2 separate regions of the Mus musculus genome follow, and region 2 is linked to region 1. A link is a loop called in an ENCODE intact Hi-C map of the cell type or tissue named here. Cell type or tissue: gastrocnemius. All regions are shown on one strand. Links, peaks and the distances in the headings refer to the core of each region. The heading gives the core; the rest is flanking DNA. Region 1 has its middle 14 kb from the start of 1810073O08Rik. Region 2 overlaps Gm35551 (a long non-coding RNA gene).

The links. Peaks named below come from ENCODE experiments on the same cell type or tissue, not always from the same donor. Only the 100,000 strongest peaks of a DNase experiment are listed, where the experiment ranks them.
Region 2: it touches region 1 in a loop (2.6-fold over the local background); 14 of 42 quality-filtered maps call a loop at or near these places.

What each region holds. Positions count from the first base shown.
Region 1 is chr17:83,895,437-83,911,571 of GRCm38, forward strand. No RefSeq gene overlaps it. Among named protein-coding and RNA genes, the nearest start is that of 1810073O08Rik, 14 kb to the right of the region's middle. In gastrocnemius, for the core only: a CTCF peak has its summit at 8,117 (motif pointing right); a DNase peak (open chromatin) is centred at 8,152; H3K27ac peaks cover 1,922 bases.
Region 2 is chr17:84,022,277-84,038,411 of GRCm38, forward strand. Gm35551 (a long non-coding RNA gene) reads right to left here. Exons shown (of 6, transcript XR_385838.3): 3 at 15,712-15,813; 4 at 13,446-13,614; 5 at 587-779. Among named protein-coding and RNA genes, the nearest start is that of 8430430B14Rik, 32 kb to the left of the region's middle. In gastrocnemius, for the core only: a CTCF peak has its summit at 8,603 (motif pointing right); no DNase peak of the experiment used is centred there; H3K4me3 peaks cover 215 bases; H3K27ac peaks cover 2,467 bases.

The sequences.
Region 1 (16,135 bases), core at 5,685-10,684:
CCCCACCCCTGTGGGATGGCAGGGCTGGGCTCGTTCCTTCTTTGCCTCGCTGAACCATTGCTTCACTGAGCAGGAATTCAAGTGAATTTTAGGCAACCCTTGTGTTTCCCATAAATCAGTGTCGAAAGTGAAATCCTAGCACGAGGGGCTGCAATTGCAACCAGCTGAGCGCAGCAGGGCAGACTAATTTGAGCCTGCCCTGAGTGGACATGGGTTTTTGACAAGGCTCTGCCAAGCCCTTCTTTAGCACCTAGAGACGTGCTAGGCTCAGTGCCAGCCCATGAGCTGGCCCAGGCTTAAGGGGCCCACCTTCTCTCTGTGCTGACCTCTCTTGCCTTGCCTAGTGGCCTACTGGGTACTAAAAGGTGGCCTTTGAGCCAGGAGCAGGCTGTGCTGGGGGTTCACATCATTGCTCTTATGAAGGAGAAAGATGGAGAGCCCCCATGGCAGCTCAGCCCTAGGAACTCAGAGCTCTGGGTGCTGTTTGGTGGCTTTCCAGGACTGGTCACTCCTGCCTTTGCATCACTAGTGCCACCAACACTGTGGCTTAGACTATAGAAATGTATTTTCTCACAAGTGTGGAAGCTGGAAGACCAAGATCAAACTGTCGGGGTCAGGGGCTTCTTTAACCTCCCTCCTTGGCTGGCCATCTCTTTCCTCAGTGGCCCCCTCGAAACTGAGCCCCTGACCTCTCTGTGCTCCCCTCTTCTCTCCTTATAAGGACACTAGGCACAGGAGGTTAGGGCCCACCCTAGCAATCTCATCTTAATGGGCCTCTCTGTCTTCATGTCTCCAAATATGGTTGTACTTATAGGCGCTGGGGGCTTGGGCCTCAACAGGGGAGTTTGAAAGTACCCAGTTCAGCCCATGACAAGGGTTATGGGGGTCATATACAGGGTGGCCATGGGATTAAACAGTGTTACAGCTAAGAGGAATTATTTATGTCATAGCACTTTGTATGTGTATATACCTCTAAGTGTATGTTTCTCTCGCCCTCTCCCTTCTCTCTCTCTCTCTCTCTCTCTCTCTCTCTCTCTCTCTCTCTCTCTCTCTCTCTCTCTCTCTCTCTGTGCCTGTTTGTGTAGTTTATACATGTGAAGACTAGGTCAATATTAATATTGGGTATCTTTCTTAATCAGTCCTTATTTTTTGAGACAAGCTCTCTTAACAAACCCAGAGTGCCCTGATTTGACTGAACTGGCCGACCAACCAACGCCAGGGAGCTTCAGTCTCTGCCGCACAACCCCATGGTTCCGGGTGCTGACGTGGGTCTCTCTGCTTGCACAGCAGGCACGTCACCGTCACAGTCACCGTCACAGTCACCGTCACTAGCAGAGCCTCTCCCCAGCCTTCCCACCATGAACGCGTTGTTCATCCTTTGAAGTCCTTGTGGGTTTCTACTTCTGCTGGACCCCAATAGTGAGCACTTGGAGTATTCCTTACGCCTGGCTTCCTGTAGGTGGCAGTAAAGACCCCTGTTGGCTCCGTGTGCTCATCTCTGGCAAAGAGACCAAGCAGTAGAAAGAGAACTGTCTTTTCCTACATAAACGCTCTGCTTTGGGGCCCACAGGGCTCTGGACTGGCTTGAAGTGGACCGTGTGCCTGTGGGTAGTCATAGGCACTGACTCTAAGCAGAGTCACCTGTTTATCTTAGTTTCAGGGACTAAGTTTCATGAAGGGGGTTATGTGACTGCAGTAGAGATGGAGGTTGGTCACGAAAGTATGGCTTTGTGATCCTTGTCATGAGCACTTCCCTTCAACTACTATGATAGGGTGTTTGTGTGTGTGTGTGTGTATTGATTCTATGTGCACATGCATGCTTATACATCTGTGTGGGAACAAGTTTGTGCATTTCCATGAGTATCTTGTGCTCTCTCAGTTGCATCTGTGTTCCTGTGTCATTGTGCATATGTCTGTGTATTCGTGTCACCATGCGTTTCGTGCATATGTGTGTGTGTAAGTGTGTTAGACGTGTGATGGGGTGAGGGAGGGATGAGGCAGGAGGCGGCAGAGGGCAGAGGCTCTGGCCTTGACCCAGACCAAATGACCACAGATGTGACCTTTCCCCCTTTCCTGTGGCTATTGAGGTCACTGCCCTGGGAGACTGAAGAACTTTCTTTTGGAACCATGTGGGGCTCAGCCTGGGGAAGCAGAAAAGCGGCTCCAAAGGCAAACCGGATGATCTTCATCCTGGGGAGCCTGGAGCCAGCAGGGCCTTGTTTAATTCTGCAGGAATGTGTAAGGTTCCCACCCAGCTGAGCAGGCCCCAGCCTGACTTAGAGGCCTTAGACTCAGAGCCACCCAGCCAGAGGCTGGTGCCTTCGACAGGGGGACACCCTTCCGGAGAGACAACACATCAACCCCGGGGTCTGGGGTGGCCTAAGTGGGTGACAGTGTCTGTGCCAGGGTGCCCAGCCCTGCGCTGCATGAAACAAGAAGCAAAGGGGAGATAGATGCCCTGGCCCCAACCTCAGCTCTGAGGTTAGCTGGGGTGCTAGCAGGCAAGAGGCAACTGGCCAGTAGGAGAAGGTGTGTGTGTGTCTGGGTGTGTGTCTGGGTGTGTGTAGAGGTGACACACTCAGGTAGTACAGAGTAGGCAAAAGGGGCAGTACCCATCTGTGACCATTGAGAAGGCTCCTGGGGAGCCTTGGTGGGTTTTGTTGGGCACAGTGGGAGTGGCAGGGCTTTGAAGGTTGTAGGGAATGTACTGGAAGGCTTTGCGAATGGTGTCTAGGTGGGAAAGAAAGAGTCTAGAGAGAATGTGTGTGCACATTGGCTGGGGGATGGGGGGACAAGAGGAATGCGAGCCAAGAAAATCAGCCCCAGTCCTCAGGACTGGAGAGTGCGGGCCAGGGGTCATTTGTAGGCAGTCAGGAGCTACTGAAAACCCTCAGCAGGGGCTACCCTGATGAAAAGTGTGAGGTGGTGTGTGTGTGTGTGTGTGTGTGTGTGTGTGTGAGGGTGTTCCCTGAAGACAGATGGGCTTTGTGATGGGCCACAGTGTGGGTGAGGCAGGGTTGGCATTCAAAATGAGGAAGGCTGGGCTGGCATGGGGTCGTTCGTGGCTTGAGTAATGTGGTAGAACCATGTTACCTTTTGTCTCTGTTTGTTTCAGATCTTGGTTCTGTGTTTGGAGTCCCCTGACCTGTGTCAGTTTGATATCTTTCCTTTATCACAGCTCAATGTACCAGTAGTGCCCGAGACAAAGAGACCAGACCCAAGGCAGTCCAGACTTCAGCCTGTCTTCTCAGCCTTGCCAGGGTGTCTGATCTCTGAGTGAGTTTCTGAATAGTTCACCTACTGGTACCAAAGTCCAGGCTCTGTCGTTAACAGTGAGGAGAGGCAGAAAGGAAGGGAGCCCTTGACTGCAAGTGCGTGGGTGTCCTTGTGGACGAGCACGCAACCACCAAGACTATTCCATTCAGTCCCAGTAAAGGCTGAAAAAGATTTCTAAGTTTAGGTGTGCTTAGGGGTACACCTAGCCTGGGTAGGACAGCTTTCAGCCTGGCACACAGTGGAGACCCATGTTTGTTGAGTGAATATGTGTAAATGTGGTCACAGCTCAGGCTCCCAGGACAAACAGAATTTCTGACTGGTCACCCACTGAAACCTACCAGAAAGCTGAATCACATGAAGTCAGCCTGCCTGGGCCTCTTTAGCACATGGCTATTGGCTGGACCTATCCCCAGTTCCTTCCACATGCATGCATGTGCATGCACATACATACACACACATGCATATGTGTCCGTATACATATACACACATGTATATGCCTTGTACATACATACATGGAGTATTTCTCCATCAAAACTGGGGCCATGGTTGCATAGTGTTCCTCTTCAGGAGCCACTGGCACCTGCAGGTTTAACTACAGCCTCTCCTAACCATTCTAAGCTCAATACTTCTGGTAGCATGAGAAAAGGCAACCAGAACCTCCCTTGGAGATGACCTTGGCCTGAAACCAACCTCTCAGGCTCCTGGGACAGGGAGATGGAAAGGGGTGTCTCCCCTGGTCTGAATGAGGAGCCCCTGGCTTGACTCTAGGCAAAGGTGACTTCCCTGGTAGGGATAGGGTCCTGACAAGATCCCCAGGAGCTGAGCACATGGGATTCTGAAGCTAAAATACATAGAAGGCAAGATCCCCAGTCCTACACTCAGGAGTCCTAGGCAGTCACAAGGGCCAGGCTGTGGGGTCCCTTGGCAGAGGCCTGCTTTGTCTCTAGGGCTCAGGGGCCAGGTGTCCTCAGGTGTCCTTGAGGTGTGCTGTTTGCCTGAGGAGCTAATAGAGGTATCTGACATGACCGTGAGTGGGTAGACGGGCTGACCTGTCTGAACAGGTCCAAAAGCTGCAAGGAGGAAAAAAATCCAGCAAGGTGTCGTCAGCTCCTGACTCCTCGAGCTCTCGGCCCTTCACTCAGCCCCCAGTCCATTCTTTACATGTTTGCCTCTGCCTCTGGACCAGGTCCTGCGGAGCCTGGAATGCCTGACTCTGCACTAGCTTCACAGCTGGCCTTCTTCTGAGTTCTGGCCACTTCATGGCTGTGTCCCATGGGCTGCTGAGGGCCCTGAGCTCCTCATGTCACAGTGTCATTGTACAGAAAGACAGGCACAGACTTGCTAGACACAGGGCTCAGAGCCACACGTTCCTGCAGTGTTTGAGTCCTGTGGAGGGACTCCTTCCCAGTTACAGGACTGGGTCCATTCTGGTGACCATGCTAAGCCGCACTCAACTGTGCCTAAGGCATAGGGGAAGTCGGTCACTCGGAGCTTCTCTTTATTTAAAGTTTTGGCATCTTATTCATCCTGCATATTTGGAATTAATCTTGAATTTTAAAAATATTGCTTCAAATATTTGAATTGACTGTTGAGGTTTGGGGTGTTCTGTTGCACTTCGCTCTTGAGACAAGGACCTTGCTGGCTCCCCCCGCATGGGTCCGAGTCTGTGACAAAAGTAAAGGGCACACAGAGAAAGGAGATCTGGGTTTGGTCCTGCTGTACCCATGAGCAGAGACGTGTAGGAATGGAAGTAGACAAGACTTTTCCAAGAGGGGGCTCACAAAGTCTGGTGTGTGTGTGTGTGTGTGTGTGTGTGTGTGTGCGTGCGCGCATGTGTGCTTGCGTATGCGTATGAATCTTTTTGTAGGGGTGGGAAGGAGAAACAGACTTTCAGGATTCCTGGTGTGGGCTAGAGTATATTTGAGTCTTTAGACATAGAAAGAGAATCAGGGAACAGCACTGGGCAGAGGGAGAGAAAGTCCCCAGAGGAAAGTGAGAGATTTTAGTTTCTGAAAGGAGAGCCTGAGAGAAGGGATAGGAAAATAAGAAAGTTAAGGGGCAATGCCCTTGCCTCCCACCATCAACGATGTGCACCTAGCACGCTGCATGCAGGCCGGCACTACCACAACTCGCTCACTCGAGTGTGGTCACGGCCGTGTGCCACCAGGAGAACGCAAGCCTACATGTGTGCCCCATGTCTAGGTCAACTCTCCACCCTCTCTTCCTTTTGTTTCCCTGGTTACAAACCCATTCATATTAACTGTAGGAAACAGGCAGAGATGTGCAGATCCTGCAGGAAGGAGCAGAGCAGTGGCATCAACCTGGCATTTGGGCATAAACACTGTTGTTCACTTACAGTGACCTACGATGCCTGTGACCAGGTAAGACATACAGCAGGCAAGCCAGTACCCCTTACTTCTAACAATACCTTCCTAGCCTCTGATTGCCACCATGGCAAAGTCTCATGTAGCCCAGGGTGCCCCATTATGTCCAGTTTAATGCTCGTGACTGAGCCAGGGTTCACTGGATGCTAGAAATCACTGTGCCAATGGAGTTACAACCTCGGTGCCCTTCTTGGGGCGTGGGTGCATGTGCAGAAGCAAACACATTCTCGAGCTTAAGGTGGAGTCTCCTGTAGCCCAGGCTAACCCTATGCTATGTCATCCTGGTCCTCCTGCTTCTGCCTCCCAGTGCTGGGGTAACACATCTGCTCCATCACTCCTGGTCCATTGGGGCTTCCTACCTAGTCACTGGTTCCTCCTAGTCACTGATGGCTGAGGGCTTCATCTTAGAGACATCCCTGTAGTGAGAATTTTGTTCTTTCCGAAAACCCAGTTATGTGACTATGTTTTTGTTTCAATCCCAGGCGTGGGATATGGGGGCTGACTAGGCTTTGTCTCATGCTCTGGCAGGGCCTGATTCTATCAGCTGAGAGATAGTTTAAGTTTGGAATTCTGGAGACTCTTGAGCGGTTATAAAAGGGCCAGAGCCTGCAGCGGTGGCTGCTGCTGTTCCCTGCTATTGCTGGTTCCTGAAGCTGCTTTTGCTGTTCCTCTGAATTGCTGGTTGCACATATCCTGATTATAAAGACTGGACTTGCCCCTGAGAACTCAATGCCCCTAACCATCAGGAAGTAGTCTAAAGAAATCTATGCCCCCTTTCCTTCTAGGCTTCTTTCTTCTACCAGGGCTGGGGGTGGGGGGCATTGGGGGAGGAGAAGGATGGCAGAGAGAAGAACCCAATAAAGTAGCCCAAAAGCACGGTTACACATCCCACGGAGATCCAGGCCTCCTAAGCATCCTCCTGAGGTTTCTTACTCAGTCTTACCAGTATCAGAATCTGCAGCATCACAGGAGCTCAGCCCTTCTGTGTGGTGGGCACCATGTCTAGACCCTGCCTGCCTGGAGTCTCTCTGGTGAGCTGGCCCTGAGGTTTACCGGGCTCCCTAGGGACCATTGCTTCACTGGGTTGTGGGGTAAAGACAGGGAACAGATTTCAACTCGTGCCTCCTGGAAACCACATCAAATGGTGCAGCTAGGAATTAATAAATAAATCTCGGAGACAAGTCAATTACCGTTCCCCTGTGGCCCTGTCCCCAGGGGCAAACAGTGGCAAGTGGTTCCCAGCCCCAGCACGTCTTCCCCAGGGCAGGACAACCACTGCAGCTGGCTTCTGTCAGATTAGCTGGGCAAGATGTGACAGGCCTCTGTCCTCTGGGGAAATCGCTCCTTTCCTGGGAGGTGGTGAGGACATTCCCAGGTTGCTCTGTTCCTGCCCTCTCCCTGCACCCTCCCAGTCTTACCGCTTTACCATTGGGGAAAAAAAATCAGACAGATTTCTTGTTGTTTTTGAAAATACATATTCATTCTACAAAGGCTGAGGGAAGCCTGCTAGCTACAAGGTAGAGGTTTTGCCAGGTTGGGGACTCTTGGAGACACAGCTCTTTCTGCCTGTGAAGAGTTTACAGTCATGCGTGTGGGCAGGATGTGTGTATCAGGCAATGTGGTTGCATATAGCAAATTTTTGTGGTTAGCAAGGAGGGGAGAACCTAGTTTAGCCTAAAAGGTTCCCCAGAGAGGCCTCTGGGAAGGTGATACGGGACAAGCTGTCACCTTGACGGGTAGTGAGTACTGCAAGGTTTATAAAGCAGCAGGGTCAAGGAATGGAGGTGAAGTGAGAGGGCTCTGAAGCAGCTGGCTGGATCCAGATGTGAAGGGGACAGAGTTGGGCTGGGGTGACAAGGGAGGGGAGCTACAGGTACCTGATGACAGGGTTTTGGGGTGTCATCAGAGAGAAAGAGAGAGAGGCAGACAGAGGGAGAGAGACAAAGAGAGAGATAGAAAGAGACAGAGACAGGGAGACAGAGACAGACAGAGAGAGACAAAGACAAGGAGACAGAGACAGAAAGAGACATAGAGACAGAGACAGGGAGATGGGACTTAGGTTTGTTTTAGCTTTGTGTACTAGGCACAAGGTGTTATTTCTACATAAACCAACTCTGTGGATCCCACCAGACTCAACAAATAGCAGTCTTCGCTCTGTTCAGCATCAGGGAAAACGAGTTCTCCAGCATTCGCTGCCTCTGAGTTTTCTCAGCTTGCATCGATTAGACAAGTCCTTTAGATTGATCATTTTCTCGAGTTTACTGTGCATAAAGATCACTTGGGACATTCAGTTAAGTGTGGCTGTTTGGTGTCTGTCATGTGGACTCGGGTCCTACATGGCTCAGCAATGTGCATTTTTAACAAGCTACGTGGATCAGAGAGCACATTTTGAAAGAAACAGTCCTAGAAGCTGATTGTATCCTCCTGGGGAACGTGCTGGGATTGAGGCTGCCGACAGGTGGCAGTACTGCATCGTGATGCTCTAATTACACCTCGGGCTTTCTTCCTTAAACTGGGATTGTTGACTGTAACTGGCCGAGACAGACAGTTCTGGGGCTTGCTGTTTTGCAAGAATGTGTAGAAATGAAACTGGGTTGGTGAGGAATGCTCGGCTACTTGTGGGGTGGGGTGAGGTGAGGTGAGGTGCTGAGGCGGGAAGATCCCAAGTTCAAGAGCTGCTTGGGCTACACAGTGAGTTCAAGGCCACCCTGAGCAGCTTTGGTGAGCTCCAAGGTGAAGTGGGCTTAGGAATGCAGCTCTCACTTAGCACCTACAGCGCCTCAGGCTTCCGTTCCCAGAACAACCAGATAAAGTAGACAAAGTAAAATAAGTTAGTCAGCAAATCTTACATTTCAAAAAAGTTTAAATTTCATTTTCAGCCAGCAGAGTTGAGCTTTCAATACAGAGAATACAGAGATCTCTTGTCAGGCATGTATTTTGATCACCTGAAATATGGATACTCCTGGGAGAGATGTGCCCAAGGTTCAGTGAACACATGGTCTTTAGTTATTATTGGTATGATTATTTGGAACGTCCTCCGTCTTTATCATGGGGTAGAGTCTCTTTTTCATGCTCATCATTAAGTGAATGAGGCAGGGATGGGAGGCCTTCCCTGGGTTTCCTGAGCAAGCCAGCGACAGGGGCGCCTCAGCTTTCAAACATAGCTCTTGGTTTATACTTGACTGACATGGTGGTCCTGGTGGCCTGGTCTAAATTGAAAACTGACTGGAAAGGGTCCAACAGCAGAGAATTGGCCATTAAATGGCTATCTGAATTAGTGACCCCTAGCGCCAGCTCTAGGGTGGCCTGTTATGAGATGATGCCCTGTCACTGAGAAACATCTCAAGCCCCTTTCTGTTTGTACATTCTTTGGGAGAGGGGGTTGATCCCTGAAAAAAAAAATCAGAGTGTATAAATTCTATGGTCTTTCTTATCCCTAGTCAGTGGTTTTGGCTGATTCTAAGTGATCATTGTTGGTACCAGACGAGATGGAGACTCTCAATTGCATCCTGCTTTCTCTGTGCCTGTTTTTAACTGCATCTCTGCTTTTCCTTCCCCTCTCTTCTCTCTCTCTCTTCTCCTCCATTTCTCTCCTCTCTCGTTCTGTGTTCTCTCTTTTGTTTCCAACAAGATCTTGATATGCAGCCCAGGATCGCTTGCCTCAGACTTAGACCCACTGAATTTCAGCCTCCCAGATGCTGGGATCACTAGAGAGAGCACCGCATCTGCCTACAGTGGCTTTTTAAAAACAGGGAAAAGGAAGGCAAGAACAATAGAAAAATCGCTTATTATTATTGTTCGCCACCATGTCATGTAGAAACCGTATCTTGAGTTAAGGAAACTTGTTGTTTGAATGATTTTTATCAGTTTCTTTCTACTTTATAAGCTTGACTTCTAGAAAAATTTGAATTATAGGATATGTTGCATTCTATCCTATAGGCTGCACTGTGTTGGAAATTCATGGAAATTCATGCTTTAGTTAGAAATTAAATGAACCAAAGTTTGTTGGCCAATGATATATTAGAAGTGAAAAAAAAAAAAACAAAAACCCCAAACCCACCCCTTACCCTTTCAGTCTCTCTTTTTGAAAGGGTCTCACTGTGTAGCCCAGATTAGCCTGGAACTTGTCATTTTGCTGCCTCAGCCTTTTCAGTGCTAGAATCCCAGATGTGTGCCACTATCTCTGGCTTTGAACTGATTATTATTTTTCTTTTAAGAAAAGAACTTTTCATTAAAAAATTTAAAACTTAAAGACTTGCAATTGAAAACACAGAATTTACCATCACAATGGTTGGAATGGGTTGTTTTTCAATACTATTCCTTAGTCATGCTTTCTCTCAGCCTGGAGGGTGAATCTTCACAATTCCTGCTTCGAGGAGAGAGAAGACAGTGTTTTGTGCTCCAAACTGATGCTCACTCACAACATCTATGCCTTATGTACAGAGAAATGGGATGAGACCTGGATGGCGAGAGTAGAGAGTAGAGAGCCCCATACCCGAGGTGGGAGGGACCTCAGGCAACAGCAAAGACAACAGTTACAGGCCGTCTTTCAAGACCAGAGCTACAGAGAAGTCTGGCTTGAGAGCTGTTGGCTTTTTTCCCCCACAGGCCCAGACCTTGTTGGGAGGAGAGGTGCGGGTTTGGCTGAGCAGACTTGCTTTATTTCTCATGGGAATTGGAAGAAGGAATTCCCCTGGACATGCCTGTGGGACCCCATGACAAGGAAGGGAAGGACAGAGGAAGTGCCTGAATTTGGCTTCCTTTAGCTGCCCCGTGCTGTCTGCAGGAGTGAGTGGCACGTAGGCCATTCATGTGAGTGAGGGCAAGAGTTTGGGAATTCTCTGAAAGTGTGCTTGAGAAGTTTGAGCAGAAGGGTGAACAGTTATAATCAAAGAGGAGAGAGGGCCTGGCTATTCAGGAGCCCAAGGTAGAGTTCCCATACCCCACATCTGATGCCCAGGAGGAGCCATAGGGGAAGGGAGGCCTCCACCCAGGAAGTAGAAACAGAGCAGCGATTCCAGATCCTCAGCTACAAGCAAGTGGATGCGACTCAGCTCAGAGACTGGAGGAACTGGACAGAGCATCATCAGTCAGCATGTGTTAGGTAAGGCTGCAGTAACAAATGTGCCTGAATCTTAAATGTAGTACTGTATTTCTTACCTCCTGGTACACACTGGGCTCACCCTGGAATTCATACCCTGATGTCCATTCTGGGATCAAGCTGAAGGCCAGCCCTTACGGAGGAGTAAGAGTAGAGGGGTGGTAGAGATGAGAACAGCATTGGTTCTTTCTACATGTGCACGTGTTCTAACAGCATTGGCCAAAGCCAGTTGACTGGGCAAAGCAGGTGCCTTCTCCACGAGGTATCCCAAGTCCCCAGGGTTTGGAATAGGGATGGATAACCTTCTTGCAGGCATGGAGGGTGTGTGTGGGATACTCACAAGAACAACAGCCTATTACAGCAGTGATGCCTGCCTTCCAGCAGGGCTTCTGAGCTTCCATGCCTCTCTCTGACTTTCCCAATCCTAGAGAAAGAAGGACAAGGATTTGTTTAGAGGCTATGGCCCAGAGAACCCTGACAAGACTCCGGTGGGATGACCAGCTTAGCCCAGGTAGTAAATGAGAAGCAGCTGTGTTTCTTGTCACTACAGAGAGGTCTGGAAGACGCTGTGGCTCCCAGCCATGGCCAGAAGTTAGAGGATCAAGAGCTGAGGGACTGCCTGCTGTCTGTCTCCTTGACCAATTTCCTGTGCAGTGGTAGAAGGAGCTTTATCTACAAAGTCAAGCTGTTCCTCACCTCACAGCTATTTTCAAAGAACTTTGTTGTTTTCTAAAGATATTATCTATCTGTCTGTCTGTCTGTCTGTCTGTCTGCCTATCATCTACCTACCTATCTCCCAGCTAGTATCACGATCTGCAGCTTTGACTGGGACTTGCTATCTAGGCCAGACTAGTCTTGAACTCATAATGATCGTTCTGTCTCTGACTCCCAAGTCAAAGCCTTTTTTTTATATAAGACAACTTACTACTCGATCCCTCCATGAACTGACAGAGATAGAAAGACAAGGACTAATTCGTCGCTATCAAATAGAGAAACCAAGGCTTGGGAGAACAAAGGATGCATCTGAGACCACGCAACCAGTTGTCAGCAGAGATCGCAGGAGCCAAGTTCTTTTTCTCTGGGCTAGGTATTCTCCGTGACTTGGGCTGGGGCTGCAGAGGCAGCCCGGTAGAGATGAAATAGAAGGGGAAATCCCGGAAGCACACAGAAGTTATGGGTGGGGCTGGAGATTTGGAATCAGAGGGCGGCTCTCCCTATCATTCTCCTTTGAGTCAACTCTAACACAATAGAGTCTTGATTTCCTCCTTTATGAAGTGGACTGAAAGCTGGGGTCCACACAGAAGTTGTGAAGTAAGAGCCTAACTGCTGAAGGGGTGGGTCTAGAAGGTAATTAGGGGTGGTAAGGTTATGAGGCTGGAGCCCTCACAAATTGCTTCCAAGCCCTTGTAGACACAACGGAGTGTCTCCCACAGAAGCACATAACAGGACATAAATACTATGGGAGCTGGAAGAGGTTCTTCACCAGAGCCCTGCCAGGCTCCCTAATCTCAGACTTCCAGATGCCAGCTGTAGAAATGTGTTGCGTAAGGCTTCCAGATTTGAAGAATATAACTTTTACTCTCCCGATGTGATTGCTGTCTTCCAGGCTTAGTGCTAACCTAGTCTCTCTTGACCTCTTTTTGCTCTGCTTGGCCTCAAACTAACTCTGGCAATCTGTTCTAAACTTCTGGGCACTTTCTCATTCTCTGGCTTGTTCTGTCTTCACCTGTGTCTAGCTTGTTCTGTCTGCAATCTGTCTCTATAAAACTCCCCCAGTAAAAGCGCCTCCTTCTCTCTCTGAACTGCTCTCTGAAGTAGCTTCCCTTTCTTCTCTTTCCTTAGGAGAGTTGGGAGTATCCTATCTCTAATTCATTCTGTCAGATCTTTCTCTGACTCGTCACTTTGCCTGCCCCTTAAGTAGAAGTCACTTTCAAACATGGGTGCTTCCATCTACAAACTAACTCTACCTCCATTGTTTGGGACTAAAAGGTGTTAAGGACTGAGCCACACCATAGTAGAAAGTTTGTTTGTTTGTCTTTTTCCTCCAGCAAGTAATACAATCTTGGGGTTCACAGTATGATCAAATATCTTGCAACAGAAAACTTTTAAAAATATTCATTTTTGGTGTGTGTGTGTGTGTGTGTGTGTGTGTGTGTGTTGGCAGGGGTTGCATATATATGCAAGTCCTGGAGGAGGCCAGAGGGATCAAATTCCCCTGAAGTTTGAGTTATAGGTAGTTGTGAACGGAGGTAGGTGCTGGGATCTGAACTCAGGTCCTCTGGAAGGACAGCAATTGCTCTTAACTACAGAACCATCTCTCTAAGCCAGAAACTCTATCATTATTGTGTACGTTTGTATGTGCAGCTGTGCCACCAGGTGCTTGTGGAGGTGAGAGGACAACTCTGTGGAGTTGGTTCTGTCCAAGAAAGGTCCCAGTGACCAAACTGGAAAACTTAAATTATTCTTTAAGTTTCCATGGCAGGTGCTTTTACATGATAGGACACCATCTCACTAACCCAGGTATGATGTCTGTGTGTTTGTTATAGCAATCTAAACCAAGATAATGCTCTTTCCCCATCATCTAACGAGCCTTTCAAGGAGTATAACAAAATTTTAAAAAGTCATTGAGAAATAGTTACAGTCGGCAAAAAGCAGCTCGCCAGCTCGCTTCCAGGAAGTAGGGGTCTGACTCTCCAAACTGTGTACTCCCTTCCTGTGGGAGCAGGGGAGGGAGTGTGTGACATGACTGCTTCAGAAATAGCCTGAGGTTGGCTCTTCACTGCTTCCTCTGGACCAAGGCTGAGGGTTGTCTTTCTCAGAGACAAACAAGGAAGTCAAAGCAGTTTCATAAAACCCCAAAGCCTGGTTCTGCATCGCCCTTCTGTGTGGACGAGATATGGCTAACCACTGAGCTCTTCAGCTGGAGCTCTTGGGCATCAAGGGCCTTCAGCAGCTATGGGAGAGGCTTGGGTGTTGTGTGTGGCGCTGGCTGGATGTTCTGAGGGGCAGGACCCTGATTTTCCCTGCAAAGGGGACAAGGAGGAGAGAAGCCACCTCCATCGTGTGGTAGCGCCAGGGCCTGAGAGCACTGAGGGCTTACCCTGGGCAAACCCAGGGAAAGGCATTTTAGTCCTCATGGAGACAGTTAGCCACTCTAACCAAGACTATCCTGGTCATCTGCAAAGCAGTGTTCAGAATGCCGTGTCTTTTCCCCATTGCTCAGCAGAGAAGCTTTCTGCGTGTGTTGACCTTTGTCTAGCAATATGGAGTGGGGAGATCCACTGGGAGAGGAAACAACTCAAGTCTATCAGTCCCCAGACACACGTGTACAGCTCCAAGTGGGCACAGGGCTAGTTTAACCCCAGCCATCGCGGTGATAACTGTGAGCTTGGGGGGGGGGGTCTTCACTTATAGACCAGCCCACCTTTCCTGTGTCAGGTCTCCTTGGCTATGTTTGTGGTGGGGGAGGTGTCTATAATTAGGACTCAGTAATAGCAGCAAAAGGAGATTCATTGAATAGATTGTAACCTGTATTACAAATCTCCAGGCAGGTACAACTCATGTATCCATTGGCAATCTCACACTGAGTATAAATAGATGCCTGGTACTAATTTCCATCCATTTGGGGGAAAATTCCCCTCCGCTATCTAGCCCAGGCTCCCAGCTATCTTCCAGACCTGATCTGTCCAGTCTATATGTATTCTTCTCATATTGTAAGCCCTCTGAGCCTGACATGGTTCCGTGCCAGCAACAACCTTTCTTCCTAGGGCCCTCGGCCCAGAGAGTTTCAGGTCCTGTTGACAGCTTCCCAGGGTTAGACTTTAAATACAGAGCTCAGTAGGTGTCTCTTCCCAACTCTAGCCCCTTGCTGTCTGCTACACTGCAAGCCTGCACACAAACACAGTGAGTGCGGCTCCCAGCCCAGCGTCCATTCTACTAGCCAAGCCTGCCCTCCCCCTCCCCCCTCCCCCCCCCCCCCCCCCCCGCCCCAAAGCTTGCTTTCTGTGGCCACCGACAGTTAGACTGGCAGCCTCGGGTTCTGATAAGGAAGGCATGATTTCTTAGGTGCATATCCCATCAATGTCCTCCTCTTTGTGTACAGGTGTACATGTTTGCATATGCGTGTGGTGGTACATATGGTGTCTTTCTCAAATAGCTCCCCACCTCGGTTTTTAATAGCACTGTTTGTTGTTTGACAATCGCATCAATAGATCCAATCAATGTATTTTGATCACGCCACCCCTAAGCCTCTCCTCCCACTCCCCAAACCCCACAACAGAAGCCCTGTTCACTTTCATCAACTCTAATTTTCAGTCTTCGGTTAGACTAAAGGCCGGCCTGGCCTAGCTCCACTTCCTCGGGGCTTGGCTTGCAGCTGTGCCTGATTTTTTTCATGGGTGCTGGGGAATCAAACTGAGATCCCCACGCTTGCGTGGGAAGGTGCTTCACTGACTGGTCCTAATCCCTGCGTTTACAAAAAGAAAAAGAATGTGTCTTACAGCAGTTACCATGAGGACCACTGACTGCTTGAGCTGTTGTAGGATTCTCAAATGCAAGCCACGTGGTGGAGTGAAGCGGGATACCACAGATTAGTCTCTCAGCCTGTGTAAGGAGCAGGTCGGGAGGTCCCGGGAAGGCTGACCACATAGCTAGAGGGCGTGGTCTTGATTTAGAAGGTAGGGATGCACATCTAGCTGGGTAAATACATCCTGTTCTTGGCGCAGCGAGGATCCCGCTGAGGCAGAAGGCAAGGTTCATTCTATTCCGTTAATTTGATAAAGTGTATTGAGTTCTTGCTACACAACAGACACTTGTCTATGAGCCAGTGACACAGCAACGAACACAACACAGGTCGCTGCTCTTCTGGTGGCACTGATCTTGTGACTCCACTTATCTGGCTGTGAACACGAGGTTTCAGCACTGATGCAGCAGCTCTTACCGTGTTTGCTGGAACATGGCGTCTGTCATGTGCTCTCACATGCCATCGGCTGAGGGCCACGAGTCACGAGGTAGCTCTCGGTGTCCTGAGTGCCAACAGTTCAGGTAGGAGTCCCTCCACTCCCTTCTGTCTTCCTCTACCTTGGCCTAGGGCTATGGTCCGGCAGTTCAGTGTTCAGACTAAACATCCTTCTTGGGGACAATTTCAGGTTCTCGTATGGTGTCACCTCCAGGGTTTCTTACGGAAGAAGAGATTTTGGTCTAACCTGAGGTCGCAGAAGCTTGCTGCCTCCTTCCTCCCTTATTTCTCCTTATCCCTTGTGGGGCAGCTGAGTGCACAAAGCAAAGCAAACACAAAGGTTAAAGCCCTAGAGGCCAGAAGAAAGATGCAATGGATAGGCAACCTACTCTCCATCGAGACGGCAGAATCCAGAGG
Region 2 (16,135 bases), core at 6,474-11,473, 130 kb after region 1:
AAAGATGTGCTTGCTAGGGAGCTCTGAGTTTCAGAAGTATTTGAGGCTATAGTGACCATACGAATAGGTATGGCCAGAATGAAGATGATGCCGGGAGATGAAGGTGAAGAAAGCCGATGGTCAGAGGATAAATACGAGCCATTTGTCTAGAATACGTCACTAAAGGTGGCTGGAGCTGGAGTCTTCAGTTAGGGAGGCAGCATGGTGTGTAGAGCAGAGAGAAAAAGAGGGGCAGGGCCAAGCTGGAAACAGGGGTGGGGCCAAGCAGGGGGCGTCAGTGGTGCAATGAAGATGAGAGAGAACAGAAGCAATAGGCAGGAAATAGCACCGGAAATTGACATCTGAGGTGCAAAAAAATGAGGGAATTAATGCCTCTGGAGAGGGCAGCATAGAGGCAAAGGCACAAGGTCTGTGGAGAAATAAGAGGGAGGAATCCAGAAAAGGAGACAGGCAGTCCAAGCAGTGTCAGCTGACGTGGGAGCGAAGCTGACTGAGGTAGGAAGAAGGCCAGTCTCGTACCACATCACCAGACAAGAGTCTCTGCTCATCTCACAGTGGGCATGGCTGCAGAAGGGTTGAGACTCACCAGCCCTGGTGCCCCAGTGGCTTGAGGAGAAGGGCAGCCAAGAGCTCATAGTTCCTCCTGGGTCCACTGCTGGTGTCAGGGAAGAGTCGGTGTGGAGATTTGTCTTCTCAAGTTGCCTTCTGATCCGCTACCATCGTCTTCTAGTCACGAGCTGAGGAAACAGGTGCCATCTTGGTTCTGAGAGAGTTTCCTTCTAAGGGAAGAGAGTTGGAGGAAAAGAAAGAGAGGTGAAGCTACTTAGGAACCAAGAAAAGCTCCAAGAAACCCCTGGACCTGCCTGTCATTAACGCAGTCGGTACAGAAAGAAGTGAGAAGGTCCATCCCAGAGTCAGCTTGTGTTTCTGTAGTCTGAGGAGATGTTCACTTCTGAATTTTCCCGGTTGGGCTCAACTCAAGTATCCTTCAGTCATGAAAGGGTAGGATGGGGGCAGGGGCATTAAACACAGCCATGCCAAAAAGTGGGGGAGGGAGGAGGGGATGGAGGGTTTTGTGGGGGGGGGGCAGGGAAAGGGAATAATATTTGAAATGTAAATACAGAAAGTATCCAACTAAAAAACACAGCCATGCAATTATTTTCTGTTGCTGACTTATAAGAAGACTCCACCTCTCTCACATCCCTAGGACCCAGGACCTACCAAGCTGGTGTTCTCAACCTCTGGCCCTTTCTGTTTCCTCCTTATGGTACTTGGGTGAGGGTTCAGGCATGGACCACTACCGAGAGGAAGGACAAGAGGTGCCTAGCAGCAGTGTCTCCAGAGGCCTTCTTCATGTGGTTCTGGGTAATTTGAATGCCTCTGGTTCCCCAACTCAGGACAAGAGGGAACTATCTGCTGGGCTACCCTACCATTAATAAGGCACACAGCTCCTATTTTCAAGGAAGCCAGGGGACAGTGATTTGTGTTTTTCTACAGCTCCAGCATTCACAGGCCACCTGGCTAAGGACAGAGCCATGGCTCTCTAGGAGCTCCTGCACTGAGCCAGAGACTCAAGCCACATGCAGAACACTGGAGTACACTTGAGCTGGCTAGATTTGGTTTGGTTTGGTTTTAGTTTGGCATAAGCCAGGGTCCTCTAGGGAAAGGGGAACTAACTTGTAGGCAAGCCTTGGGGCATTTTCTTGATTGATTATTGATGTGGGCAGCCCCCAGTCCACTGTGGATTGTGGCAGCCCTTGACAGATAATATAAGCAGGCAGAGCAAGCCATAGAGAGCAAGCCGATAAGCAGCATCCCTCCATGGGCTCTGCTTCAGTTCCTGCCTCCAGGTTCCTGCTGAGCTCCTGCCCTGCCTTCCCTTCCTGATGGACCATAAGCTGTAAGATGAGGTACGCCCCTTGCTCGCGGTGCTTATCACGGCAACAGAAAGCAAACTAGGGTCTGGAGATGAAGGGGAGACGAGAATAACTTCTACGGTGAGGCACATCTCCACAGTCTGAGCAAGGAGCTGGCTACAGACGGGCTTTTACTGGGACAGAGGTAACTATACCAGGAAAAAACAAAACCTACCCTGTGAAAGAGGCTGTGTTTGGGTTCAAAACTGGATACTAGGAGAAGGCCCTGGAGATATCTTGCTTAGATAACAGAACTATCTGATATAGCAGAGACCCAAAGTCAAAGAGGCTCCAACGAGATGGTTTGTTCTTTTTAAATAATTTGTTTTATGTGTATTGGTGTTTTACCTACGTGTACATGTTTATCACATGTATGTCTCATGCCCATAGAGGCCAGAAGAGGGCATCAGTTCCCTTAGATGGCAGTGAGCCAAGAGGAGGGTGCTGGGAACCAAACCCCAGTCCTCCATAAGAGCTGCAAATGTTCTTAACCACTGACCCATTCATTGTTCCAGCTCAAACTGGTTATTCTTTTCCTCTGTGTAACAGTCCAGAAGTAGAAGCCAGGTCTCAAGCCGCTTCTGACTGTCTTGCTCCAGTGCCATTCCTTTGCCTGTGTTCTCACCTATATGACCCGGGATATGACCTCACGTACATGACCTCACATATATGACCCGGTATATGACCTGACGTACATGACCTCACATATATGACCCAGGATATGACCTCACGTACATGACCTCACATATATGACCCAGGATATGACCTCACGTACATGACCTCACATATATGACCCCGGGATATGACCTCACGTATATGACCTGTACCTGCAGCCTGTACCACATAGGAGAAAGAGGCCAGCAGAGCCTGAATCCCCCCTTTTAAAGGCACCATCGGTAAGCTGAACACATTGCTTTGCTCACACCCTACTGACCAGAACTTTTAGTCCCTGGATTGCAGACCCCTAGCTGCAAGGGAGACTGGGAAATGTAGGGGTTTTTTGTTTTTATTTTACACCAAGAAGCCATGTATCCAGAAAAAGAAAAAAAAAACACTTTAAAAAAAATTTTTAAATACCCCCGTGTCTATGTGTGGGTATGTGCCCATGGATGTAGGTACCTAAGGAAGTCTGAGAGGTCAGAGCTCCTTGGCTGTGGAGTTATACAGGTGTTATGAGCCACCTGATATAGTTGCTAAGAGCCAAAGTCCAGTTCCTTGTAAGAGCAGTATGGGCCACTAAGTCATCTCTCTGGCTCCAGAAAAGACTTTCTGATCTATGAAAGAAAAGGTAACATTGTTATGGGGGTCAACTAGCAGCTGTGTCACAAGAGACCCCAAGTGTACAGCGAGGAGATTCTCACATGTGTCTGACAATGGGCGAGGCAAAGAATCTGGGAAGATTACATCAAGACACCTCCCTGGCCAGAGCGATGCCTGGCCCAGATCTGGTCCCAGGCTTTGACGGGAGCCTATAAGGAGTCCTTACAGACTTTCTAACCAAACCCGGTGACATAGGAGAGCATTTTCTTTCTAGTCATAACACCATGAGGATCTGACCCTGAACTGGTGACACGGTTATTTTTCTCTCTAGTTTGGGAGGGATGCACAGCCCATATGCAGAAGAAAGATAAAGCCAGCTCCTGAGACAGGTAAGGAAACGATGCAAAAGGTGCCCTAGCCAGCGGGTTGGCCTCAGCCTCCCATCTTTCTCCGTCCTTGCCCCACTTGAGGACTTACCCCAGACGCCTCTCCTCCCAAGCTGATTCAACTTGAATGTTGGCCCTTTTCAGCCCAGAGTCTTGCCTTAGTACTGAAAGTGGTATCCCCCCTGCCCCCCCCGCGCCCCCCCCCCGGAGGAATGAATGGATTTATGGGTAGAGAACACAGCTGACATTGTGGGTTTCCCCTAGCTCTCTTTTTTTTTTCTGCCCGCTTGCCCCACTACACCTTCAAGTTACCACAGAACACACCTCGCACGGTAGGCTGCTGGGCCTCTCCTTTTTCCCAGCGGGCCCTGCTTCCTGACAATCAGCCCCACCCTCAGGCTTGCTCCAGCAGGCCCAGCTGTGAGGAGGGGGCGAGGAGGGGCAGCCATCAACAAGGGCTGCATTCTGGGCCGCTGCTGCCTGTTATCAGCTAAGCCCGGGCTCTGACTCACCTGCCTCTGTTGGCAGCCTGTGGATGTGGGCGGTGTTTGATTTGCCTGGAGGCTTCCCTTTGCCAGGACCTGTGAGGGGAGTGGACGCTAAACAGAGGCCTATTGTTGCCTTCCCTCCAGAGTCTGGCTCTTTCCAGGACATCCCTGAGCTGTCTTTGGTTGTTCATCCTACTCCCTCTGGCCCCCAGCCCTCTGGCTTCTCCCCGAGTCCCCCTCACCAGCAGCCTGGGGTGGCAAAATAGGTGAAGGCAAGAGATCGATAACCATGGGGTGGACTCAGAAGGAAACATCTGAACCCATGACCTTTGGGCTCCCGCTCTCTTGAAGCCTCCAGAGTCCCCTCCACCTTTGGCAGACAGGTGGGGTACATACCACAATCTCTTTTCTCTCTTGCAGGGTGGGGTGGGGTGGGGTGAGGGTGGGGGTTGCTTTTTATTTTAACATGATCAGTGTGGTTCAACTTCTTGGGCCTATGGACTTTCTTCTTTGCTGTTCCGTTCTGGGTCTGCCACGGCTGCCTTAGAGGGCCTTTGGTGGTATGCTCTGTCTACCTGACCGGTCTTGGCTGACTGAGGTGAAGCCAAGGCTGCCCCCCATCTCCAGAAAGGAGCAAGCCAAGAGTCAGTAGATTAAAAAAGAACGATTCCAGCATCTCAGGTCTTTAAAGAGCATTTGGACATTTCCTCCTGGACGCCGTTCCCATCACTCCCTCCTGAGGAGAAGCCGGCTCTCCTCTACGCACCAGTCTCAAAAACAAGCAGACTTTCCTAGCCACACACCATGTTTCCAGTCCTAACACCACCCCTGCAGTGGATTCGTGGTCTCTTTTCTTAAGTAGATGTCCAGTGTGGCGATGGCTCAGACAGACATTTAGGGCCAACCTGATCATACACTGAGTCTTTTCTTTGCAAGTGCTCATGTGTGTGTGTGTATGCTTAAATTTCTTCAACAGGGCATCCAGACTGGCCTAGAACTCACTGTATTACCTTGAATTTCTGATCCTGCTGCCTTCACTTCCTGAATGCCAGAGTCACAGGTATGCACCACTAACCATATTCAGTCTCATGCAGAGCTGATAATCTAACCCATGCGCATGCGCATACTGGACAAGCGCTCTACCGACTGAGTCCTTGCTCCTAAGGCTAAGGAATCAAAAGCACAGCCCACCTGTGGTTTGGGCCAGCGGGATTACAAACGTTCAAAGAAAAGCTAATGACACGGGATGACAAGGTGATGGATGCCCTTGGGTACACAGAGCAAGGAGAAGAGACATGAGGGGACTGAGAAGAACAGAGGATTAGCGAGACAGGTCGGCTCACAGCCATGACCACCCGCTACCTGGGAGCAGGGGCCCATGGAAACACTGCCGTATGGCACAGAATCAGGTGGTCGATAACACCGCATCCCACCAAACCAATATTTGCTTACTGTCGGTTCCAATTCTAACTGTAAGGAAATGATTTCTGCCTGCGGAAACGAGGGCGTAGACAGAGAGGAGGGCGCCTGCTGACACCACTTCATCTCCTCTGTGAAGTTCAGCGGCTCCCCCAGCCACACAAACAAAACCTCCTTAGACCCCGCTGAAGCCCCTTGGAGATCACTGTTACAGTACTAACCGCTCCTTTCTGGAAGTGAGTTTATCTGGCCCTCCACGGAGTTCCTGGCCAGATTCTCTTCGTCATCTTACATGGCCAGTGGTCCACAATGCCTGACACTGACCACTGAGGATTCTGTCTCATTTAATCACCCTGTCCCCAAAAGTCAAGATCTCCAATCCCCCTGAAGAAACGGAGGCTGGGGACAGTAACTGCCCCCACTGAGCCACCATCAGAATTTAATTTCATCCATTTTGTTCCAAGTCTCCGAGTTTCACTCCCCTTGAACATCCATGAGGAGACGGGAAGACCATAGCGCAGGAAGTGGAACCTGCATGTGTGACATGAGGTCGCAAACCAAGTCAGAGACCCAGTGGCAGCAAGGAGAGAGGCTGGGTCCCTCCTCCTTACTAGAAAGCGGCGCAAGGGGGAAGACGGGAAGAGGAGACACTGGCGTGGGTTCCCCCGTAAGCGAAGCCTTGTCATAGACTGAGAGAAGTGTGGATGCAGCCAGGCCGGGGTGGGGGGGGCTTCTCTATGTAATAGACTACACATTAGGAGAGGCCACTGCTAGGGCAGGGTGAGCCTAAGTCTGGAAGAAGCCTGGAGACTTCTGCGTGTGGAATCTCTGCTTCTGCACTGGAGTGGAAGCTGCAGAAGATCACGTGGGCCCGGTGAAAGCAGCAACGTGGAGCCCGGGAGCTAACCCCGGTGGCCCCTCTCTTCCTCCCTCCACCATCCAGCTCTGCGCTGTTCAGTGTCACATACTCCGGGAGCTGTTCCAGACTCCACCAGCAGAGGTCTCCAGAGCAGAGGGCTAGAGGGCTTGGGGGTGGGGCGGGGCAGGCTGCACGTAGCTCTCCGCCCCTGTTCACAGGTGTCCACACGCATGGGTGGTCTTTACTCATGCACAGGTGTGTCTGTGCTTGTGCGTATCCTGGTGGGTGGGTATAAAATGAATGTATCTGTGTTTGTGGGCGGGAAGCTACAAACAAGTCCGTGATTGCTGGTCTGCGTTGAGGCATCCTCTTTGCACATGTGGACGCTGTTTGCAGCCCCGGAAAGTATGTGCGTGCAGAGTGTCGGTGTAACTTGCACGTGGGCCTGCATGCTTGAGCTTGTAAGCGGGGGGTGAGGGGGGGGGATAAGTAACATGATTAGGTGTGTTGTGCACACCTGTAATCATAGTACTCCAGAGGAAGTAACTCATGGTTTCAAGCCTGCCTGGGCTAGACCCTTCCTGAAATCGGAAAGAGAAGTGGGGCGGGGTGGGGTGGTGCATACTATTAACCCCAGCACTTGGGAGGCAGAGACAGGCAGATCTCTGAGTTTGAGGCCAAGGTTATATTGTGAGACTCCCTTACCAAAAAAAAGGGGGGGGGGCGATAATGGAAAGTGACAGGACACAGGACAAAGGATTCTGACATCTCAACTCAGCCGGAGTTTCTGTTAAAACCCCCATTCTGATCCCATTGGCAATCTGTGGGCCTTGTTCTCTGGGAGAGAAGGGCAAGCAAGAAGGTAGATGGCTACCCCACAGGTGGATGGCTTGCCCAGAGAGGACAGAGGGGTCCATCTGTCAGGCAAATCCAGGGCCAGGACACAGCTCTGCACCCACTACTGGAAGCCCAAGCTATGGGTAGCCACATCTCTGGCCTGTGTCAGGGTTTCACCGGGGCTGTTGAGACAGATCAGACTGGCGACTCTCAGTCTGTGGGTCTCAAGCGTGCCTGGCCCAAAAGAGTGAGGGGGACTCTGGGCCCCACAGCAGGAAGCTGTGTGAGTGTCCAGGGCTTCTATAACAAATTCCACACAGAGAGGCTTATAACATGACAAATGTCTCATCACAGCCCTGAGGCCAGCTCCCAAGAGCAGCATCCTTGGACACCACTGAAGAATCTGCAGGGCTGGGCATACTGAAGCAGCTCTGGGCATACTGAAGCAGCTCCCGTGGCTTCTCCAGGTCCTAGGGCAGCAGCCATGCTGTGTGTGTGCTTCTTTCTCCTGTCTTCAAGTCAGCCACCAGCAGCACCTTCAGACACTCCCCACTGCTCCCAAGAGCCCTCCCTGCAGCCTTCGCTTGCTGACCTCTCCTGAGAACCTTTGTGACAGCAGGGGGACCCCCCCCCCCACACGACATACACATACACACACATAATCTTGACAATATTCCTACTTCAGAGCCTTAATGTAATTACACCTGCAAAGCCCATTTTGCCTGTGAGGTGATGTGTGCGCAGGTTCTGGGGACTGGGATAGGGACATCTTTCAGGTGGAGTATATTATTCTGAGTATCTGAGTATCAAAGAGAATGGCTGACAGAGGGAACGACACCTTCTTCTTCTTCTTCTTCTTCTTCTTCTTCTTCTTCTTCTTCTTCTTCTTCTTCTTCCTCCTCCTCCTCCTCCTCCTCCTCCTCTTCCTCTTCTTCTTCCTCCTCCTCCTCCTCTTCTTCTTCCTCCTCCTCCTCCTCTTCTTCTTCCTCCTCCTCCTCCTCTTCCTCCTTTCTCCTTTTCTTCCTCCTCTTCCTCTTCTCCCTCCCCTTCCTCCTCTTCTTCCTCTTTCTCCTTCTTGGAGTTAATAGGCATGGAACCCAAGACCTGATACATGCCAGACAAGGGTTCAAACACCTAGTCTGTATTTTAAGATGGTCTCACTAAGTTGCCTAAACTAGTCTTGAAGTCACCATTGTAGCCCAGGCTGGCCTTGAATTTGCAATCCTCTTACCTCAGCCTCCTAATTAGCTGACTATTACAGGGTTATCCTAACAGGCATGGCTGGGAGTTAGAAGGGACTTTTCTTTTCTTTTTTTTTTTTTTTCGGGTTTTTTTTTTTTTTTTTTTTTTTAGTTTTTAAATTTTTAATTATGTGTCTGTGTGTCCGTCTGTGTGGGTGTAAGTACACATGAATGCAATTAACCACAGACACCAGAAGAGGGCAGCAGATCCCCTGGGCCTGGAGTTACATGTGGTTATGAGCCACCTGAAATGGGCTCTGGGAACTGAACTCAAGACCTCTGGCAAGGACCCACCGAGCCATCTCTCCAGCCCTGTGACATTCTTAATCCTCCCGTGTCTTGCCTGAACCCTCCCAAGCTGAGAACACTCCTTTGTTGAGGATTCTCTGACCTTGGCAATGCTGTCTAGGGAACCGAACTGTCCCACGCACTAGGAACCAGCTCTAACCAGTGAAGGGGCTCCCCTTTATCTTGCTGTCCAGCAGCCCAGGGCCAGAAACTCATTATTACTGGGTATTGACTCCTGGACCCCTCCCCTCTCTTCACCCTGGCCAGCCCACTCCATCCATGCTCCTTCTAGTCTTTTTTTTTTTTTTTTTTTTTTTTTTTTTTTAATCAGCCTTGGCCCCTCTGACCTGCTGTGCTAGACCACCTTTGGACTACGGGCCTGAAGCTGGCAGGCTACACCCTTCTTCACATGGTGAAACCCTACCCATGAGCTCCCCCATGGAAAGCCCAACCACATAACAGCGTGAGGAAGAAGGACATGCACAACAGCCTAGGTTGGCGCTGGGGGACCCCTGGCTTCCCAGATGCTTTTCAAAAAAGCATCTTCCAGCCCAGTCAGCGCCACATCTGGAAGCCGGCTGGAAATTCCAACCATGCTCCCCAGCTAGGAAATGTGTCAAATCCTCCCAGAGACTGCATGGAAGCAGGAAACACTGGAGAGGAGGGCCAACTCCACAGGACCCCTAGGAGCGTTGGAGAATTCCAGATGTCACCAGGAGTCCATAGTCCTTAGCCCTGCTCCCTGCCTGCCCCCAAGGAAATTAAAGAGGCCTGGAGAGAATGACAGAGCTTGTGTCTCCCGGGGACCCACGACTCCATGTGTGCGTGTGAGACACTGAGTTCTTGATACACACTGAGTTATTTTTTCCTGGAGAGAAAAATGTTGCCGTGCCTCTGGAGGGTCATCTGCCCAGAAGAATCTCTTGATGCGTGAAGAAGTCATGGTCTCTCTTCTCTCTGACACACGCACACATCTCCCAGAGGCCCCAGGGCATCCATTCCTGAGAGCTGGTCTCATTGAGAAGATCTGGCCCTGGCTCCTTCTGTAGCCCTCAGCAAGTGTAAATCTCCAGTGATCGCCATGGCCACAGATTAAATGGCTAGAAACAGCAAGCATTGGTTTCCCTCCAGTTCTGGAGGCTGGAAGTTCAATTTCAACATTACTGGCCTAAAGTCAGGCATCTACAGGCCAAGGCTCTGGGGGAAAGCCCACTTCCTTGTCTTTCTTAGTATCTAATAGATGCCTTGGCCTGTAACCCCTTCCCCCACCTTCACAGACCACCTCTCATCCCTTTGTCACATCACTGGCTCTAACTTATCCTCCATCCCTCTTATAAGCCACTTGTGATTAGATTGGACCTGCCTCAGCAGCAATCAACCCCTTAAAGTTCCTGTTGCTTTGAGGACAGCGCACGCATGGATCTTAAGGCTGAGGTCACTGTCCAGCCTTGTGCAGCAGAGGCCCCACCCTGGGCATCAGTTTCCCTCGTGTTTGCTTCAGGGCAGATCTTCCAACTCTGACACTAAGACAGAGGACCTCTTTCCTCCAGTTAAGTAGGCTTGGCCTCTCTGCTCTCTGTTCAGAGCGGTCTCTGAAGCTCACATTGCTTTCTTTCCATCACTACAAGAGAGACTTCTCTACCCTGCCTTCAGTACCAGGAAGTCATGCCCATGTAGAGATCGGTGCCTACACCCAAGTGACATCCGCCACCCACGGAGGAGAGGTTACTCTCCTCAGCCCCTTGTAGGTGAGGATCATAGCTTTAACTTTCTCTGGGGCTGGCCTCACATGCCCAGCTGTTGTTCGGGAAGAAAAATCCTGGAGAGGCGATGAAGACAGGTGTGTGGGAGAGGAAGAGACGGGTGTGGACGCTCCTCTCCTGACACTGTTCCCAGTGCTTTGGTGTCCTGGGGCTCAGCTACCCGCCTGGTCTCCTCAGCACTGTGCTGACACTCCCTAGAAGACCTTGGAAGCCTTGTGAGCTGTAAGACATCCAAAGGGCCGAGGGAGGTAGTGCTGTACTTTAAGCCTAGAAACACTAGGATTTGGAGGCCACGGCACATGCCTGTGAGGAGATACAGCCACGGCTTAGTCCCTGCTGTACCCATTGCCTGGTGTCTCCCCATTCTGTTATTTCTGACTTACAAGCCACCTGCTGCAGAAAGCAGCATCAAGTCTAAGGAAGCTAAAGTTCCTTGATGCCCCCAGAACTGTGGGATGGCTCCGTGTCCTGGACAGGCACTGACTGCATCCTACAAGTAGACACTCTGCTTCGGAGGGGCTCAGAGTCCCCCTCACTCTGTCGGGCCAGGCATGCTTGAGACCACAGGCTAAGGGTCGCCAGTCTGAAGAGACGGCAGGGTGCCGTGACGGTTGGTTTTAAAGCCAGCTTGCCATGACCTGGAATCGGAGAAGGGAGTCTCGGGTGAGGACGGTCAAGGTCAGGTTGGCCTGAGGGCATGTGTGTGGAGAGCTTATCTTTATTAACTGAGGTGGGAAGGCCCAACCCGAATGCAGGTGGCTCTATGTCATGAGCGGAGTCCCACGGTATATGAGTGAAGGAAGTTGGCAGAGCAGAGCAGCCATTGAGAAAGGATCTGTTTATTTTCCCCCTGCTCCTGGTGGTGGGTGTGCTGCTTTCATGTTCCCTGGTTCCAGGAGTTCCCTGCAAAAATGGACTATAACCTGCAAAGGCAAGCCAAATGAGTCCCTTTTCCCCTAAGTTGCTTTTTTTTTGGGGGGGGGGGGGCGGCGGGAGGGTCAGGATATCTTATCATAGCAACAGAAAGGAGAGTAAAACACTTTAACTCCCGCCACAGGGGGATGTCCCTGAGTTCGCTAGATTTCCACTATAGCGGCAAAAACAAACAAACAAACAAAAATCTGAGATGACCAGCTTAAAGGAGAGAAGCCTTGCCCGTGCTTTTGGAAGGTCGCCACCCACCATTGGTTGGTCCGATTATTTTGTGGCAACACAGAGGTCATGGTAGGAGTGTGGGGCACAGAAGGCCACTACCTTCGTGGGAGCCAAGAATCAAAGAGAAAGAGATCCCTTAGCGGCTCTGAGGACACGCCCTCCCAAAGACAAACTTCAGATAGGCCCCGCCTACTGAAGGGTCCACTGACTTCCAAGGGCTCCTCGGGCAGGACCCTTTAGGATGCTCCCAGCCCCAGCTCTAGCAGCCCGTGTCTGAGGACCCAGAGAGAGGGCTGAAGACTGAGAGCCGTTGGAGTTCACTGTTCGCCTCCTCTGCCCTGCAGTTGTGCAGCGCTAGGTGGGATGTTGCCTGACTCCTACGGGGGGGGGGGGGGCGGTCCCAGGGGGCATCGGTCTCCAGACCTGGAACAGAACAAACCCAGACCTGCTGTGACACCGGGAGGCAGGACCCGCATATAGTTCTCCTGGCATGGTTGCTGTCTACTGTCAGTGCACCACCACACTGAAGCTCGAGGCCTTATCAGAACCCCTCAGTGGCTCCCACTGCCTTCCCTTCCTGTCTCCTGCCCACCCGTGATTTGGTGATCACATGCATTTCAAGGGTTTCCTGTCCCACTGAGAAGGAGTGCATTCAACGTTCTTCTTATAAGCTCCTAGGGTGGTAGAGTGCCTGACCCCCAAGAGAAACGAAAGGACCCTGATCTGACCCTGGCTTCACCAGGGACCGTTACTGCTGCCTTCGAGTTTGCTCTCTCTGCTGAGGCCCTCCTGGGTCTCTGCCTCCACTTCAGGACCCCTGTGTCTCCTGCCCTCTTTGCTAGAGCCCTCTCTCCATGCTGCCTGTTTCTGTTTGGCTCCAATCCATCCTTCTATTTCAGACTGTTTCTAAAGAGGAGTGGGCTTCAGCCCTTGGTCTAAAATCCTGTCCACCCAAATCCCCCTACAGAACTGTGACTCCTCCCTCCTCTACTTCTTCCTTCACTCCTTCCTCTACCTACTTCCTCCTCCACCTACTTCCTCCTCCACCTACTTCTTCCTTCACTCCTTCCTCTACCTACTTCCTCCTCCACCTACTTCCTCCTCCACCTACTTCCTCCTCCACCTACTTCCTTCCCCACTCCTTCTTCCTCCACTTCCTTCTCCGCTCCTTCCTCTTCCATTTCTTTCTCTACTTCCTTCTCCACTTCCTCCCCTACTCCTTCCTCCCCTACTCCTTCCTCCCTTCTTCCTCTTTCACTCCTTTCTGCTTTCTGCCTTGTCTCCACTGTGCTGTAAGATCCATGAAGGAGGAGCCCTATTCTAGCCATAGGATTTTAGTCTAGTACCCAGGCTACCATTAGGTCCATGATACTGTGGCGTATACATTGAATGTCACCTCATAGAGTGCCTCTATGTGCCAGAAACTAGTGGGTGCTGCCACCCTTCAGCCAGACTGGGCAGACAGATATCTCTAGAGGAGGCCTCAGACCAGGATAAAGGTACCAGAGCAACGTGTGTGTGTGTGTGTGTGTGTGGTGTGTGTGGTGTGTGTGTGTGTATGTATGTGTGTGTGTGTGTGTATGTGTGTGTATGTGTGTGTTTATTTGGGTACATTTGTGTACTCAGGCTTGCAGAGGCCAGAGGTCATAGTGTGTGATGTATATGTCTGAGTATGGTCACACACATGTCACAGTGGCAGGACAGCTCTCGGGAGTGTTTTCTCCTCCCTTTTTGAGATGGGGTTCGGTTGTTTCTGTCATGGACTCCGGGATAGCTGTGCTTGAAAGCTTCTGTGTGAAGCTTCTGGGTGATTCCCCTGCCTCTGCCTCTCACCTCAATAGAAGAATGTTGGGTTTATAGATGCATTCAGCTGTATCTGGCTTTCTCTCATGGGTTGCATTGGTCAAACTCAGGTTGTTAGGCATACTTGCACTTGGTAGCACTACCATCTCAGCCCGGCCTCGACTGGCTGCAAGATTCTCTTTTCTCTGCTTCTTTAGACCTGGAAGTACAGGCATGTGTCACCACAGCGGCTTTTTTAAATGAGTACTGGTAATCAAATTGAGGTGCCAACGCTTGTGCAGAAAGCACTTTGCTGACTGAGCCATCCAAATTCTGTACTTCCACAGGAGGGCACAGGGTGTAGCTCACTACGTAACTATGGGAATCACTCTGTGGAGAAGGCTGCCTCTGCATCCCAAGTGCTGAGATTAAAGACATGCGCCACTGTACCTACCCAGTGTCTGCTAAGGGTCACCTAGGCACACCCTTTCTGCACAGAAAGAGCGTTGGAGGTCCCTTTAGTGCTCTGCAGGGTACAGTTAGGAACCTCTGAGACAGGATGCAGCAGACACCTGGCGGCAGGAAATCTCTGCGCATGTCACAATCTGGCCACAGACTGGCGTGTTTCCTAAGAGACCACTGGGATTTCACGAGAAAGGCCTGGGTTCCAGCTCTGGCTCTCTGGGCTATGCATGTGGTCATTTCCTCCTCTGGAAAACCAGGACAATAACTAGACACTCCTCCCAGGTTTGTCTCAAAGACTAAGAAAGATGAGGCCTGGGGTCCCTGACAGGGATGACAATATTAATAAGAATGACTGCCACACCCTTGCTCGCCGCTCCAGCCACTTGCTCATTTTTCAGGGTCTGGAGTCAGGAACAAAATCTCTTGAAAATGTCACACCCACTCAGTTCAAGACTCCCAAAGAGAGTCTAACTGACCAGACAGGGATGCCCTGGCTAGTCTTATATCAACCTGACACAAGATAGAGTATTCTGAAAGGAGGGAACCTCAATTGAGAAAATGCCTCCATGAGATCCAACTGTAGGGCATTTTACCATGATCAGCGGGTACAGGCCCTGCCCACTGTGGGTGGTGCCATTCCCTGAGCTGGTGATCCTGGGTTCTATAAGAAAGCAGGCTGAGCAAGCTGTAAGGAGCAAATCGGGAGTCAGTGCCCCTCCATGGCTTCTACATCAGCTCTTGACTCCAGGTTCCTGCCCTGCTTGATTTCCTGTCCTGACTTCCTTTGATGATGGATTGTGATGTGGAAGTGTAAGATGAATAAACCCTTTCCTCCCCACCGTGCTTTTTGGTCAAGGTGTCTCATCACAGCAGTAGCAACCCTGACTAAGAAGTGTTCCAGAAGTCTTTGTTTATTAGTATATATTTTAAATACATCTCCTTGTGAGCTGGGGGGCAGGGGGGGGGCATGGAGTGATTGGTAGAGTGCTTGCCTTGCATTCAAGAAGCCCTGTGCTCAATTCCCAGCACCACATAAACCAAGCCCACGTCTGTAGTCTACGTGGGAGGTAGAGACAGGGTCTAAAGTTCAAGGTCACTCTGTCTATAAATAATTAATAAACAACCCTCCTAGGTGGCCCTGGAATTTAGACAGCGTTGGAAGCCACTAGGATAAAAGATGCAGGGGTTTTATTTTTTAATCAAAGCCAGCTTGTGTCCTCCAACTAGAGGTCCAGCTTGAAGGTACCTGCCCATGGCCACTAGTCATAGCAAGTAAGGCCACCAGTTAGCATAGGGAGGCTGGCATCCTCCAGACAGTTCCAGTGACAGAGGAGGGAACAACACCCTAGTCCCCCTCCTACAGCCGCCTCAGCGCCGTTGGCCCGTGGAGTTCACCATGAAATTGGTTCTCCATACCTGCCAAAGCCAGACCAGGAGGCAGCTGGCTGACGTTGTGGATCCCACCAGAGGAGAGGCCTTAGAGAGCCCAGGGAAACCAACCACCCCCTCCACCCTGCACAGGTTTCTGCCAACCCCTGTGCCCTTCCCTCCTGATGGGGACACTTCATTTGGCCTAAGGAAGCTCCTGGCTCTTACATTTCCCAAATTAAGCCAAGTCTCCTAGCTGAGGTGTGGGGGATGGGCCATGGCTGGCCCCTTGAAGCCTGGAAAAGAGTCTCTTCTCTTGGGAGGAATCCTAGGGCAAATGAAAATATGAAGGGGTCGGGCAGCCCTTGGTGAAATCGGAGGGGGTGGGTCTGACCCTGCCTCTAGTGACCTGGCCTTGGTCCCCACAGGGAAAGTGCTGTGGGTGAGGATGACTGAAGAAGAGGAAGGTCAAGCCAGCACCGACCTCCACCAAGGACTCCGGACTGTGGACTGTTGACGTGGGAGAGACAGGCCCCGCTCAGCCTTGGTCTGGCTCTGGTCCACCGTGGGGAGGAAATGGTTTTCACTAAAAAACAAAGTTGAAAAACAGTTTGCTGAAAGGGAATGAAAGAGGAAAGGGGGAAGGAAGGGGAGGGGAGGGCCGGCTCAAACTGTCTGCTCATCAGAATCACCTGGGTACGCTGCTAAAAACACAGATTCCAAAGTCTGTGCCAAGTCAGTAAAATGTTATTCTTGGTAGCCTGGCTCTCTCTTCCTTACGGTTTAAAGACATAGACACAACTTAAGCAGCTTGGAAGACCTGGTGCTGGGTGTGCCAAGGTGAAGACCTGGCTCACGGTCCTTAAGGAAACGCCAACCCAAAGAAACAGACCCAACAGACTCAAGGG